Regions from separate parts of the Mus musculus genome. Here region 2 is linked to region 1. The links are chromatin loops, found by intact Hi-C in ENCODE. Cell type or tissue: gastrocnemius. All regions are shown on one strand. Each heading gives the region's core, and the rest is flanking DNA. Links, peaks and the distances in the headings are about the cores only. Region 1 overlaps Fras1 (Fraser extracellular matrix complex subunit 1). Region 2 overlaps Mrpl1 (mitochondrial ribosomal protein L1).

Evidence for each region. A loop is a pair of places that touch in the nucleus more often than their neighbours do. Peaks named below come from ENCODE experiments on the same cell type or tissue, not always from the same donor. Only the 100,000 strongest peaks of a DNase experiment are listed, where the experiment ranks them.
Region 2: a loop joins it to region 1, with 8 times the contacts of the local background. A loop is called at or near these places in 13 of 42 quality-filtered maps.

The regions. Positions count from the first base shown.
Region 1 is chr5:96,673,491-96,681,829 of GRCm38, reverse strand. It overlaps Fras1 (Fraser extracellular matrix complex subunit 1), which reads right to left. Exons shown (of 74, transcript NM_175473.3): 31 at 8,131-8,318; 32 at 4,447-4,563. Among named protein-coding and RNA genes, the nearest start is that of Gm52781, 30 kb to the left of the region's middle. In gastrocnemius, for the core only: a CTCF peak has its summit at 4,105; a DNase peak (open chromatin) is centred at 4,112.
Region 2 is chr5:96,265,939-96,274,277 of GRCm38, reverse strand. Mrpl1 (mitochondrial ribosomal protein L1) reads right to left here. Exons shown (of 9, transcript NM_053158.3): 9 at 7,551-8,339. Among named protein-coding and RNA genes, the nearest start is that of Mrpl1, 60 kb to the right of the region's middle. In gastrocnemius, for the core only: a CTCF peak has its summit at 7,050 (motif pointing left); a DNase peak (open chromatin) is centred at 7,040.

The sequences.
Region 1 (8,339 bases), core at 49-8,048:
GAAGTCTTAGCCCCACGAGGTTCTTTGGGGGACTCCTGTGCCCCAGGCCTCAATGGGAACTGTTCAGCATTTGGGCTTCAAGGGGCTAAAGATGAGCCCAGTTCCAGCACCAAAAGTGGCTAGCCACTTACATTCAAGACATCCTCTTATCAAAGCACAGGAGCATCCCCCTTGTTATCTTCGCTTCTACTGTACTGTTCGGAGGAACTAAATTCCCCCATTCTCTTCTACCTTTCAATGAACAAGGTGGAACAGTGTTAACTGGACAGTGTGTCTGCAGCTTGTTCCACCCAGATGGTGTTTCCTCTGCTCATATTCACAACTCAGACAACACTCAGAAACCCAGAGGGTCAGATTCTCATCTCCTGCACAGCAGCGAGTTGAGGACAGCTGTCACAAAACCAGTGTGTCAGCAAGTAAAGGGAACACTAGTGTGAGCCTGGGTCTGGGCTTGGGTCACAGGTGCTGTGTCAAAATGACACAAAGCAGCCTGCTCACTGCAGACTCTTCTGGACTGACCCTGAAGGTAGAGTAGAGTTTGACATGCTCTTGTGCCTTTAAAGCCCTCCTCCATTCAGAAGGAATTTCCCCATTTAGAAGAGGATTAAGCAGGGCTCACTCCTGCTTATAGGAGGGTGTGGTATTCTTATTTTTAACCATAAAACGCTGAGGGCTCCAGTTGCTCTGTAATTGTCCCAAAGGCATAGCTGTCCCAGGGAGAGGCAGCGTCTGCAGGTTAGGACAATCCCCTACAGTAAAGAGTCACATTTCAGGCACTTGCACAGGTCTGGAATGTAATGAGCAAGAAAATTAGAATTTCCAACAGCAGCTGGTCTCCCCCACCCTGCTATGCTAACATAAAACAAGTAAGGACAACAAATTAAAAATATTTGCCCCATAAAAGATGTTTACAGACCATCCATGTAGGTACCGATAAATAGACAGAAAGTGCAATTTCAGCACCATGCTCAGCATGGTTTAGCCTCTTCCAATGTCAAAAACCACTATAATCAAATATTCTCAAAGTGCCATGCAATGTGTCTGAAAATTCATATGCTTCTAAACAATAAAATGATAAGAAGAAAATTGTTATAAACATAGGACTACTGAAAAGGGGAACAGGTTCTAGCCAAGACATTCTATTTTGGAACTTAAAGAGCCCATCTCTTTACCGATCAAAATAGACATTACGTAGAAAATGGGAAGACTTAATTTCCTAAAGCAATATTGAAGCTGTGATACATCAAATTAGTCAATTTTAATTATTTGGAATACCCAATACTCACCAATTAAAGACATCAAAAAGTGGGAGATTAAGCTTCATGGAAATAATTATAGAAGCTATTTTTTTTTAAATAACATCTGGCCAAAGATTAAGAATAAGAGTTTTTATCATACTCTATCACCTCTGACTACATCTAGATTCCAAGTCCTTTTCCCTCTGAGGTTCCCGCTCTGCTCTGGGCCAGCCTCTCCCTGACACTCACAATGGCTTCACGGGGCTCTCACCTTCCCTATTGGCTGTTCTCAGCCATGGTACCAGGAGGACATCAGATCTTGTTCCTCACCTGTCATGGCTTTCCACAACATGAAGTATAGAAGTCAGGTTCCCACAGAAATATTATATGTTCCAGATGCCTTTTGTAAACCCATCCCAGATTCAGGCTGCCATTCCTACTATCCCCCTGACCTCAATGAAAGGCACAGCTGTATTCTTAGGGGTCTTTGTGTATTTTGATTGGCCTCGTCTCTACAATCTCTCCATATTTAATTGCCCTTTGGCTTTCTAATCATCTTAACTGTTGCTAAGTGTAGAGTACTGTTAACTATAAGGCATGATGCTCTACAAAAAAATGTGGTAGAATCTGCCACCTTAGAAAACCTAGACTCCACATCCACCAAGTATATTCTCCTCTGTCCCTTCCTCTCCTCGCCACCCTGGAAACCACCGCTCTGCTTTCCTTTCCTACGAATCTGACTATCTTTCCGTTGCTGTACAAGGGGAGCCAGATCTTATTGGTCTACATCGTTCTTAGCTTATTTCCCTTTGAATGTTTAGAGGCTAATCTAGGTTGCACCTTATGACGGGACTACTTTTTTTTTGTATGGCTGTATCATATTGTATTGTGCAAGTGCACATGTACATCCACATGCACACACATCACACTGTAGTTCCTTTATCGCTTTTGTCCTCTGATGGACACTCAGGTTATTCCCAGTTCTCAGCTACTGTGAAGAATCGTCTGGGGCTTGCTAGAATTGCAGATTCGCGACTCCACAACCAGATTTACTGAATTAGAAAACTCAGAGTGAGTGCTAATGTATTTTAATAACTCTCCAGGTGGCTCCAAAACGTACTTAAGTCTGAGACCTTAAGAACCCTGATCTAGAAATAATTATACTCAACCGCTCAGCTCCTCTCCTAGAGGAAGCCCCTGTGACTCTCCCATGCTTCATTACACAAGGCACCCTCCTACTTGGCTCCGGAATGGTTGCTCTGCTGTGGCCTCGAGCACAGTAGGACTCCCTTGCTTATTTATTTGCCTAGCTACTCCTAGATGCAAAGATCCTTGAACTAGAAACTGTGTTTTAAGGTCACCAACTCTCCAGCATCTTCTTCAGCACTTGTCATGGGCACCCAGAGAAAATACCGAATACGCACAGGCAGACTCCTTTCAAACACACCTGTGAAATATTTGTGTGGACGATATAAAAATATTTCATCTGTATTTACCCCATGTCTTTACAATTTACCAAATATGTGCAAAGCTTCAGTGTTCAGAGGAGTTCAAACCACTGAACTGCGGCTGCATTTTGTCACACATAACAAGCATGCCTTACAGTTACAGCCCTAATTAACGTCAAAAGGAATATCAACTCTGTATGTTCTAAGTAATGTAGGCTAAATCACATTTTACAGTAAACTCACTTTTGAGAAATGCAAGGTTCAAACAGACAGACCCACTCTGCAAGTGTGCCGCCAGAGATTAAAGCTGAAGTCTCTTTAGAAGACCATGGCAAAGCAAATGGCAGGGCCTCCATGGCTTCTGGCCCATTTCTTTACCCCCACTCTAAACTCAAAATAACAGTGCTGTCTTTGCATTTGGCAAGAAATGTGTATGCACTTTTTTTTCCTTACAGTTTAGAGAAAATTCTGATCCAAGTTTCTCCAGTCAGAATGATGAATTATAGACTTTATAATGCTGCTGAATTATGATTTCTTTAAATTACAGTTTACGCTGGAAATGCCGATACTAGCTATTCATTAAAAACTTTCTGCTTTCCCCCTTTGTGTCTCTGTCATTCCCAGTCCTGTAATTTCTGAAACTATCACTGTTTTCTTTGTTGTGGCTCAAGGCTGATATCTTACCTCAAAGTGTAATTATGTGGGTGTTAACTAAAACGTGGACCCATAATAATTAATTTACAGGGTTTTGCATGCTCATGGCTGTGTCTGAAAGAAAAATCTAGCATTCTACCTACCCTAGAAATGGGGTTACAGTAGATTTAGTATTTCCTGCTTGTCTTAGCTGAGCTTTATAGGCTAATCCAGGTGGTACCATCATCCTTCATGCAATCCAGGCATTGCCACTGTAATATGATGTTGACATCGACAATATTTATGTTCAAGAATCATGCAATTGAGTCATTAGAATAGCACTAGGAAAATCTTAGTGTTTTAGGCTAGCTTATGATTTTGTGTCTGGGCTGCCTTTCATGTATCCCATGGGCCATGGATGGACATAAGCGCCAGATCTTTGCATGGGTCACATTCTTTTCCACAGAACATGCAAGGCCTTCTGGGATTGGGTGTAATGATCTTCGCACCTCCAATATGCTCTCCTCATTTCTCCAGGGCATCGCACTATCTGCTATTTCTCAGCCACCATTAGCTTTTTCACCTCAAGGTCTTCCATGTGCTCTGAACACCCTTGGCCATTCCTTCCTCTATCCTACCTTCCTTCCTCGCCCCAATACTCACTTGGATAACTGGTTGTTATTAATTTCTCTAGACTTAGCACTGACACCACCTTCTCCAGGAAGCTTACACTAGAAAGCCAGCTTCTTATAGAACTTTAATACACAAGGAACAGCTTTTCCAGCTAGGTGGCGCTATAACTGGCAGAATAAGCACACCCTAGAGGTGTATTAAAACCCAGGAAGGTTCTTTTACATACTCAGGGAGAGGCACTGTAGCTATATGGGGTTCCATAGGAGGCAAGGGGTGATGGTTGGGTGGTCAAGATAGGGTCTACATAATCTTTTATTCTGGGTGGGGCTCTAAGTTCCTTCTTCAGGCTAATAAGAAATGTTTTCCCAGGGCTGTTGTCTGGGTTTTGGGCAAAGCATTTACTATATCCCACACCAGGGCACTGGCTCACTTCGCTTCTGCATGAGTGAGCACTTTGTTCAAGAGGGAAACATTAGCCCTCCCATCCAACTCACGGTCATATGGAGAGATGTCCCCAAGGAGAGTTTAGGTGCCTCAGGCGCCTGAGGTAAGATTGCAATGTTGAACATGTGACTTTCCAGGTGTTCCTGGGCACTGGTGGCACTAGACACCTGAAAAACAAAATCATCATGGTGAGTCTTTCGTTTTCTACTGGGTAGAGCATGTTCACCCTTAATCTCCCTACTGAGCCATCTGCCTCTGAATTCTATATGTGCCAAGCCACAACTCAAATTAAGTATTTCAGGCAGTTTCTAAAGTCCAAGAGAGTATAAATAAGAAAGAAAATATAGAATTTCACCACCTAGAGTAGTTAGTAACACTCTCTTTATTTAACCAATGCTATGATATTTTGCTAGAGTAGTAAACAGTCTTGAAAGTGGATAAATTTTCTGGCTATAGGGTTTACCATGTGTCTATAGCATGATTTTTTTTCACTCCATTCCTTTCACCTATACCTAGTATATATACTGACACATGGACCATTAATCATACATCTCACACTCGTGGCTATACATTAGTAACATTTACAGTTAGGGCAGTGATCACAAACATTATTTGTTTGTTTGGCTTCAAAATGTTGAAAGCTGTGCTGAGGATAGTGGCGACGCCCTTAATCTCAGCCCTAGGGAAGCTAAAGTGATGAATTGGAGACTAAACATAGCTAAGTAGTGAGATCCTGTTAGAAACAAGCCCCCAGACCTGTGGTGGTCTCCATCACTTTCTCTAGCTCCTTCTCAGTGCTACTGGGATGCTGCCTCAAGTCTCTCTTGTCTCTACTGTTTCCTCAGGCTTGTCACACAAATGGTGGAGACTTGTGTAGTTACAGGTGGTTATATGAGTTCTTTACTTTACATAATATGAGAAGGCAGGGTACTGTACCCTGCACCCAATAGGAAAACCATCTTCTCGGCTATCCTCTAGATTAAGTCAGATGCCCACAGGATGGTTTCAAGATAGCCAGGTGTCTTCAAGGAGATGCCAATCGCATCTTGCTGTAAGTGATACCAATGACCACAGCCCTACTTCACTGATCAGCTAGTGTGGGCTTAGCTCTTAATAGCTTTTCAAAAGTGATCTTCCTATTCCCCACAAAGCAATAGTATTATCACACTTTGTACAGAGGAAATTGAAAAAAAAATAGAGCAATGTCTCAAAGTCAGAGTACTAAATAGTTCAGTTGAGTTTATACTCTTGCCATTGGCCAAGATGACCTTGGTAGATTTAAGAAATCAGGAGCTTGGGGGAGATATTCCCTTCTATTGTTAAGGCAAAGAAACAACATTGGTCAGGTTGTGAAACGTGGGTATATTAACAGAGCAAATGAGTCAGAGTAGCTTCCCAGTAAAGACACTGATAGTGAAATACAATGTTAGTGTTTTGCAAACCACATCTTCTGGGACTGCGTCAACAGGATCTGAATACATAGCTAGTTTCTTACACCAAAAATGACTGTGGATGTGCCTGCCGGCTCACTAGATCGACTCTATTTAAAGATGCTACTCGCCTTACATAAATCCCATCATACATGCAAAGTAACAGATGGGCTGCATTGATGGCTCATGACAGCAAATCAGCATTAAAATAGAATTAAATCTATGCAGCTCATTATATTACATTTCCTGCTTTAAAGTGGGGGGGGGGGGAGGAAGGGAAAAAACATTATGATACCATCCTTTTGGTTTAAAATCTTCCAGGTACACTAAGGTGATAAATGGGAAAATTTGCTAACCATTTACTTTAGCACATGGATAAATTGTCTGTGCATTTCAAATCAAAATATAAGGTATGCCTACAAAGTAATGAAACTTTAAAAACAGGCAGCTACACTTTTATGGCCAGGAGAACATCAGCTCAGAGTCGTTTCACACATAGAATAAAGATGCTGTCCCTGTTCAAAATCCCCCAAGCCCCCGCCTCTCAGAATGCTTCCAGAGGGAATTTCCAAATTGTTTTGTTTTTCTTTTTTTTAAGCCAAGCTCTCTACCTCATAACTAATCTTCTTAAGCAAGAACAGTGACGACTCTTTGACCTAGCACACCACAGGTTGGATGGTGTTTAGTTAATTTGTTATAGTGTAAACCCATATGCCTAAAATGATACTCTGTCATTCTTGAGGATATTTCTAAAGAATATCACCAACACTTTGAAAGCTATTTCAGGGTAGGAGTTCTGTCATGTTTTATGTAAGAAATGTGAAGACTCTATAGGGAACCACCTTCTAAGTAGTAATGTTCAGGCGTATGTCATAAATCTAGTGAGCAATCTTTGGTTTGAGACTGGGTTTCATGTATCTCAGGCTGGTCTTGAACTTGTTACGTAATGGAGGCCCTTGAATTCCTGATCTTTGCACTTAGAAAGTGCTTAGAAGTATAGATAAATACATGCCGCCATATCTGTCTTAAGAAGTCCTCTTTCTTTTCCCCTTTCCCTAAATCAGAAGCTTCTTGCTTATTTTCCAATATTTTATTTCACTCAGTAATCAAATTGCAAGGCAATCTGTTGTCATTTTAAGCAGGTGCTTAGAATCCCTTTCCAGGGAGAGCCTCCGTAGTGACAACACGCGGTCTTGACCCCTGTGAAGGGGAAGGCAGATCTGTGGGGTCTAGTTTGCTGAGGTGACTTCTTTTGATTGAGGTCTTTGCCTCAATCCTGACTCATTCTCTGAGGACCACTGCCATCCCAGGTGCTGAAATTGAGAAGTTAACTGGAGCAAAGGGCACAGAGCGTTTGTTCACTTTCATACATTTGATGTGCTGAAAATAACCTCATTTTAATAGTCTCCATATTTCTATCAACCGTCTCTTTGGAAAAGCACATGATTTATGCAATATAAATTAGTCAGGCACCAAAGACACACATGCCTGGCATTAGAAGTGGAGTACATCCTTAGGTGAAGGAAAACTGTGACTTGAAGGGGACACCAAGTGGGCTGATCACCGTGAGCAGATTTATTTCTTGATGTCTTATAGAATTCTCTGTTCTGTTTAAACAGCTTCTCACACACCGTCCCTTATTTCTTAGCATTTCTGTCTAAGTTTTTCTTCTAAGTCCTTCTTGCTATAGTTGTGTCTCATCCTGTTGTTCTTTTCAAGGAATCAGCATGGCACTCATTTGTCACTCCTGGTGTTGTCAAACGAACCAATTTCTTCTTTTTAGCTCTCCGTGGCCTTTCCGTGTGCTTTGCTAGGCCTCCGAGTCAAGCATTTGGTCTGCCTAGCTCTGTGTTCTCCTACTCAATAATAAGCAGTACCATCAGTTTTCTTGTGAATACAATTTTATATACTTCACGTAAGTCTTCAAAAGTTATTGTCTCCTCAATGGTTCTTAATGGCTCACTACTTTGGTGTTCTTTAAGAACATTTAAACTATACCATGTGGTTTAACAACCATGTTTACCTTTTTGTTATGACTTTGTTTATATCCAGCATCGCCAGACTGAACCTGCTATTCTTTGATATTCTTTAGCTTTTACAGTTCTCCTTATGGTCTGGTCTATCATCAATTTTTAATAAAAGATAATAACAGATCCCTAGGTAGTACCTATTCTTTTTCACCCTAATAAACACATTTACAAAATTCTTAATGCTATGAATTACGCTTCCCTCTTCTAGACAGACAAATTGAAGAAAATGGCCCACGTGGCCTGTGAATGAGGGTGGTTAGGAAGCAGAGGGCACCTGAAAGCGGAAGGAGTCACTCTGCGTGGGGGCTCCCAAGTGTCTGTACCACACAACGCCATCATCGATGTCCTGCTGGGTAAAGGTACTGATGGGGGTTGCCATCCTTCCATCAGGCAGGTGATGCCCTTCCTCCGCAGGACCGGCTGGACTGTCTGCAGGCAGATTCATCAGGAGGACCACCTCCCCTAGAGAAGCAGAGGCCATAC
Region 2 (8,339 bases), core at 113-8,112, 410 kb after region 1:
AAAGACCGGAAATGCCTGTTGTATTTTCCTTTGTTCCTCCTTTGGAATGAACGAGTCTGTGCATTGCCTCTCTGTCCATTGCCTCTCTGCGCAGGGCTGACGCACTACGCAGGGCGGGGGCTCCGCATAGGGCGGAAGTGCACTATGACCTTGAAGCCGACTGCCCGGAGGCTGAGCAGCATGCTGGCCTTCGCCAGCCGCTTTTGGCTTTTTCCTTAACTGATTAGCTAGCATTTTATCTGGCTGGTACCCTTTTCTCTCATAATGAGCTGCTTCCTCCTCCAAGTCTGTTTCTTCAGAGGAGAATTCTTCATCTGATTCAGAGCTACTAAGAGCTGGCTCCTTGAGCTCATCTAGTGATGAGTATAGGCTCCTTCTCCTAGAGACCTCCGCTAATTGATCTTTTTTCTTTTCTTTTTTCTTTTCCTTCCTTCTAATCTCTCCCCAGGTATTCTTACCTGACCTAAACTTTTCCTCGGGTTCAAGACCCGTGGAAAGGCCTGTATACTTATTTTGTGTACCATATTTCCTCTTTGCTCCTACTCTCTCTCCCCGCTTTACTTCTGATAGATTGCCCTGAATTTCATCCAGAATTTTCAGCCCTGCCTTAACCGCTTGATAACATGTGAAAAGGAACAAAAAGGCTCCTAACACTAGAGAAAGTTCAAGGCCAAACATACCTTGTAAAGCTATTTCCCACTTTACTTCTGATAGACTGTCTTGAATTTCGTTAGAAAGTTCAAGGCCAGACGTACCTTGTAAAGCTATTTCCCACTTTACTTCTGATAGACTGTCTTGAATTTCGTTAGAAAGTTCAAGACCAGACTTACCTTGTAAAGCTATACTTACGGGTACCCTGTTCCCCAGCTGAAGAGTTCTGAATTCACGCAGTTGAATCCTTCTCAACAGTCTGTGTTGCGGGAAAACTTCATTACCACCGTTCCCCAGCTGAGGAGTTCTGAATCCAGGCTGGATCCTTCTCAACAGTCTGTTTTACGGGAACACTTCATTACCATGCCCCTTAGTTCTGGTTCCGGAATGAGGGATCTTCCTTGCGCCGGTGATGGTAACCGTCCCAGATTTTCTTGTCCCGGGTTTTCTCGTCCCAGGTCTTCTCGTCCCGGGTCTCAGCACCAACTCTTACACGCGTTTGCGACCGGCCAGGAAAGACGCAACAAACCGGAATCTTCTGCGGCAAAAGCTTTATTGCTTACATCTTCAGGAGTAAGAGAGCAAGAGCCAGAGCAAGAGCTCTATTGCTTACATCTTTAGGAGCCAGAGCGCAAGAGAGCAAGAGAGCAAGAGCAAGAGAGAGAATGGCGAAACCCCGTCCCTTTTAAGGAGAATTATCCTCCGCCTAGGACGTGTCACTCCCTGATTGGCTGCAGCCCATCGGCCGAGTTGTCTTCACGGGAAAGGCAGAGCACATGGAGTGGAGAACTACCCTTGGCACATGCGCAGATTATTTGTTTACCACTTAGAACACAGGATGTCAGCGCCATCTTGCAACGGCGAATGTGAGGGCGGCTCCCCACACCATAGACCCAAACTTATGAGATAAAATGAAGGTGGTTTTAAGAAGCAAGTTCATGGTACTAAGTGTCTACATAAAAAAACAAACAAACAAACAAACAAAAAGACTGAAGAGAGGTCATAATTTAACAGCACACCTGACAACAACAAAACAAAAAGAAGAAATAATGCCCCAAAGAGTAGATAGCAAGAAACAAACAAACAAAACAAAACAAACAAAAAACCCCCAAAAACAAACCAAACAACCAAAAGCAACCCAGGGCTGAAATCAATAAAACACAAACAAACAAACAATAGCAACAAAACAATTTTAAAAAAATCAATGAAACAAAGAGTTAGTTCTTTGGGTACATCAATAAGATTGATAAACCCTGAAATTAAATGAAAAGGTAGATGGAGAAGATCGAAATCAAAGAGGCCATGGAGAGAGTCCTCAGTGTTTTGTGACTTGCTTTGCTGGTTTCCATTCATAAAGACAACACAATGCATGCGTTTCAAAATTGGAAAAACAGTTGTGAGATATATTTTGTCAACCCTAATCACTCAACAAGTAGAGGCTAAGTCCTGTGTAAGTTACTGCATTATGGGCAGAAGTAATCATTATAATTTTGCTTTTACTCCAGTTTGAGTTTTTTACACACTAAGGTTCACAATTACCTAGTATTTATGAACTTTGTAAAATTCTTTCATTTTACATTACCCATATCTTCACAGTACTGTAAGTTTAGACAGGTGACCCTAGCTGTTGTGATAGCACATCCCTGTCATCCCAGCCCTCGATCAGCTGGGGTCACAAGGATCAGGAGTTTAGAGCCACCCTGGGCTTTGTGTTGAGATCCTGTTCAAAAGTAAAATCAGGATAACATACAATAACAAAAGAAGCACTACACCCCAATAAAAGGGGGATTTCGCATGACCTTCCCCTATAAGAACTAAAGTCTACAGCAGCAGGTGGATTCAAGGTACACACCTAGGGAGGATGAAACTATGACTCAAGCCCTCTCTCTTTCCCTCCCTTCCTTTACCCCTCTCAGGTTTTTACTACCTTTTAGAAACTAACCATCCGCTTATTTTAGTATGGATCCACTTTTTAAATAAGACTTATTCTTGATTTCACTTTGACAAACACCATTTTTAATTACCCATAAATTTTGTCAGTTTGAATTTCAACTGACAAGCTATTATCCATCGGAAGCATGTCATAGCCAAATACACTTCAGCACATCGGAGCTCTCTAAAGCTCCACCCTGCTTAGCCCTGAACCCACCAGCATCAGGCTTCACAAAGAACCTGTACCATCATTCCTCCTCTATCACGTCACTTTCTCTAAATTATTTTGACTGGTGAAACTTAAGCCAACTTCTGAGCATTTTGCCGAATCTAAAATTTAAAAGGTGACTGTACATGAAAAATGTGGAAAAGATTAAAACAAAACGGAAAGTCAGCCGGTTCTTCGGTGTGACTAAGCAATAGATTGAAATTACAGCATCCTAAGAATGAGTCATCTTCTGGCCAGTCTAATTTGGAGACAACCAACAATAACAGTTCTTGAGAATATTCTAAGACTCGGCAGATTACCCTGTACTTTGAAGTACAGGATGAAGAACTGTTTTAATCTTCCATCCTGCTTCTAATCAACAGAGTGACTGCTAGGAGCAGGGAGAAAAATGGCCCTGCATATTAACTATCACGTGATAAATTGTCATGCAGTGCTCTATGAATTTGTGAGAATGAGTCACTTACAAAATGGCATTAAAATTGCATTGAAAGAGCCATGACCTCATAGAAATCGGTGGGAAGGTGTGTTAGTTAGTGTGCTGTGGGGTGATGGTAACAAGTGGCTGGAGGAAGCGTTTATTTTGCACCACAGGTACAATCCAGGAGCACGGAGAAGGCATAGTAGTAGAGCAGCTCTACCTGTGGTGGGAACACAAGGCAGGGGTAACTGGCTGTCTCTGACTCAACAGGTCTTCTTGGGTCTATATCGAAGAGTAATGCACAGATAGTCATCAAAAGGGCTGGAGAAGAATGTTAATGAGTGGGATGGCTAGGTTATGTAGCAAAAGCATGGATATTTGTGACACATTCATGTGAGTCTCTTTACAAGAACACACTGCAGACTCTGTTTACAAGAACAAATATTTATGTTTATGGATGAACTCCATAAACATAAATATTCAATGGGGGAATCCAGTCAATCTCCAGTGATATTTTTAGCAATGTTCAGAGATGGGAAAAATAGAAATCATAGTGGAATTAATTTGGGGAATAGAGTCTACAGGACCAACAAAGAAACTTCTGGGCACTGACATAACCCTCTTTTTGGATCTGTATGGTAGGCCTGTGTTCATTTTGGGAAATTCATCAAGCTATCTACTTATTATTTGATCGTACTTACACATTTATAATCTATCAATAAGACAGTTCATTCCTGGGTAACATAAAGAATGTACAACTGCATACAGTTGGTTTACAGCACGTATGTTCACATCACCACGTGCTCATGCTCTTGCTAGTAATCTACTGTCGAGAAGCAGCTACTCATACTCGCAAAGAGTTGTAACAATTATACTCAGAGAAGTGATGTATTGGAGAAACCATAAACAGTTCTCAAAGGACTAGTAACACACATATGAGGGAACACTGCTAGTATTTTATGTTGAATATAGGTATTAATTTCATTTACTTACAGGAGACAATTCAAAGAAAAGATGGGTCTGAGTTTTGCTCTTTTGCTGATCTTCTCTTGGGAGTCACTGTAATATTCCTTTTGAGGAATTTCTTTTTCTGCACAATGTGTGTTTCAGGTTCTGCCCTCTCCTAGCCAGTAAGTGGGCATGCAAAGTAAACTGGGCCAAATGGATGCTCTCCTCTTAGAACTTAGATCCTGATGGAGTGAGACGATTCACCTTGCCAGCTACAGCCTGAGATGATTCTGCAACTTGGATCTTTTGGGGGGTATTTCTGCTTTTTGCACATTCCTAGTAGCAGTCTGTGTTTCTTTTCTAGCTGTGACTTAAAGAACTCCATCTTCATGACACACCCGTTCTCTGGTGAAGTCCCCTAGTTTCTGTGGACTGTAGCAGAAAGCAACCACAATACAGCTCTGTTCCCTAGACTCCAAATTAGTTTGTCCAAGTTCTGCTTCCAAAGCCTCACAGTGGAAGTTCTTTCTCTTCTCCCACTGACACACACTGAAAACTTTCTCAGTGAAATAACTTGTCTTTATGTTCTAGTCGTATCTTCCTGCAGGAGATGCACCTATTTCTTTCTTTACTTATTTTGTTGTGGCAGAGATGGAAACAGAACCCCAATCCTGCTAGGCAAGTATTCCACCATTGTGTTGTTTTCCTGGCCCCTTCCTTACAGAAAATACAAGTCATTTATCATTTTTTATACCACCAAAGATTCCTCTTTAGCAATTTGGCACAATCATTAGACTTTTCACTTAACACACAAACTTCTTGCTTATCAGTTTAAAGTGACTGAAGCATTGGATATGTGGGGAACCTTCAGAGCCAAGGTGTCTCCTTTCCTAGTGTCTATACCCAACATGATCATAGATAGTACTGTAACCAGTGTTATAAATTGTATGTGTGTGATCATATGTCCACACAGAGTGTGTGTGTGTGTGTGGGGGGGGGTTACCCTACAGGTGTCACAGCAGGCAGGGAAATGAACTGCAAAGAGGGTGAGAATGAAAACTCACCAACGTTTGACCTCGCCAACCTGAATTTCTAGTCTGATGCCAGGTGGTTTATTACAGGAATATTTAACCACACTAGAATTTGGAAAAAGGTTTCAGGGCAACAATCATCCCAATTCCAGGTGCAAATTAAGCTTAAGGTATGAGCTTTCTACCTCTATGTAATCATGAGGATGGGTTCTCTAACGTAAGGACCTAGGGTCTGGTGTGGTTTCTGACCAAGACAGTGTAGAGGTCAGCAGGCTATAAAATATACATGACATCTCCCCTAAAGATGGATTCTACTAACTGGGAGCTAAAGACAGTGGGCTAGGAAGGGAGAGTCTGGGATAAATGTTCTGGGGAATTTGGGTGAGGTCTGCCCCCACAGATAGCAAAAGCTCGCCAGTGACCAATAACAATATCCATTCTGGCCTCTGGGCAGAAAACAGGTATTTCATCCTCTGAGGAAACACCCCTGAGTGATTACCATTCCTGATTTCCCCAGTGACCTGTGGACATAAGGACCTTTGTGCACCCAACAAGGGAGAAGGAAAAAAGAAAGTATAACCAATTTAAATTGCCTTCGGATTTATCACAGGACACTAAAATCTTTCTTCAAACATTCCCTATGTCCCTTTATCTATTTGACATAATTTGAAGTGCTTCTACTTGTTAGGATATAGTTTTCATTGGTCAACTTTTGTGTGTGTGCATGAGCTACTACTGTCTGCCCTGTTCAGAGGCCAACTCAGTGGAGCTGATTCTCTCATTCCATCTTAGTGTGGGTTCTAAAGACTGAACCACTGTTGCCAGACATGTGCAGCGTGAGCCTCTATCCACTGAGCATCTTGCTAGCCCCCAAAGAATTATTTTCTCTTCCTTTGCATATGTTTCGATAAAGATGTTCAAACATTTTCTATTCCTTATGTGAATAAATTTCAACTTTCTATCTAAGAAAAATTAAGTGGAAATACCAACTTCTTATTTAAGCATGAATACTTACACATTTCTTTTTGTGGCCAATTATGTTTCTGTACCCAGCATTCTCTAAGTACAAACTATTCGGTCCATTATTACATGAAAAAAAAAAAAAACCCTATAATTACTAAAGAAATACTAAGGACTCTTAATGATTAAATTAGAACATAAATATAATGGGTTTTTGAAAAATAAGCCTAAAACCTTGCTGTGATTATTCTCTGGGCTACCTTTTACACTTAAGCCATGTGATAAATGGGATTTGTCGTGAGAGGTGAGTAGGTAGATGGTGGAGATGACAAGCATCCGTAGGATGTTGAGCTGCTAAATCTGGCTGATGTGCCCATGCGCATTCATGGTTTTCCTACTTTATTTTCTCCATGCTTGAAACTGTCTATAATAACGAACCTTCAAACTTCAAAATAGAAGCTGGTCAGACCTATAGCTCTGTGGCTAAGAGAGCTTTTTGCTCTTCCAGAGGACCCAAGTTCAGATCCAATCACCCATGCTGGACAGCTCACAACCAGCTGTAACTGTAAGTACAAAGGATCTGATGCTGCCTTCTGGCTCCCGGGTCCCTGTACATGCAGTGCACCTGCACAGGCATAACATACACATCCAGACACACAAATACACACATCAACAAAAACTTCTAAATATCCACTAGACAGCCAAAGAAACCTCTATAACATGACTCAAATATAATACAAACAAACCATTTTCTCTAAAACAAATCTCCACCTGGTCTGCACAGGATTATTTTTGCTATTCCATCTGCAGTCAGGTGAGAAATCAGATCACCAATCTACAACCACTTATAAGTGATTTGAAAGGCTGTTGTCGCCACCTGCTGGACAGTGACTTTGAGACAGTTACAAAGTATCTAGTTTTAACAAGTTATGAAATTTGCCCCTCCTGTATTACATTAGTATGCTAATTAGTGTTCTATTACAACACCTCCCACTACATGCCACTTGCTGAGGCATGTTTTTAAAAAAGCTGAGGCTTTTCAGAAAGTAGTCATCTTGTCATGGTCTTGTTTGTCTTACTGGACAACTTGCTTTCCACCGGGATAGCACAGGTTTAATTATTTAAAGACAGGGATAAACCAGAAAGTTAGAAACTTGTCCCAGATCTAGGTTCAGGGAACGTAGGCTTCTGTTATCTAAATCTTTAAAAATCTTGAAGCTGGAGAGATGGGTCTGGAATTGGGAGCACTTTTGTTCTTGCAGAGGACCCAGGTTCAATTCCCGGCACCCACATGATGGCTCATAACTATTTGTAATCCCAATTCCAGGGGCTTCAATACCCTCTTCTGATAGGCCCATACAAAATACTCATACACATATAATAGAATAAAGATAATTTTAAAATATTTAAATTTTTAATAGTTAAAAAATTTAATATTTGTAATTACAAATTAACAAAATTACAATATTGTAATTTGTAATATTTAAAATATTACAAATTTTGCAACCTTTTATAAATTGGGTAGTGAAGTACAACAGTGACTTTCACTCTGGTACTTTAGATCACTTGTGGAATTTTAGAATAAACTGATGCTGGTCTGAAAATCAGATTTCTTTTTATTAGAATCAGGGTTGACAGCACTGGTATCCACTAGAGTCCCCATTGTCCCACTACCTGATAAAAACTGCAGAATTCCAAGGTCAATCTCCTATTACTAGGTGAAGACCAGCTATTTGTTCTACGCAAACCTTCTAAGTAATCTGTATGGAAACTAACGTTTGGGATTCATCAGTACTTACTGTAAAACTTTAAACCCTTACTTAAGTCAATGGGAGGGCGATCCTGAAACAATTTAAATGGCTAGCAATTGAGGGACTGCCACAATAAAGCGATGAAGTGTTACTCATTTTCCATGAGGATTGAATAAAAGAAATGAGTACGTTCAAACAGCACACATGCAGGGCTAGAGATGGCTTAGCCGTGAAGAGCACTTGGTAAAAGACCTGGGTTCAGTTCCTAGCACCCAAATGGTGGCCCTTAACCATCTGTAACTCCAGCTCTAGGGCATCAGGAGCCCGCCTCTGACCACCACGGGTCCATGGTATACTTACATATATGTAGACCGAATACTAATACACATAAAATAAATCTTAAAAACAAAACAAAACCC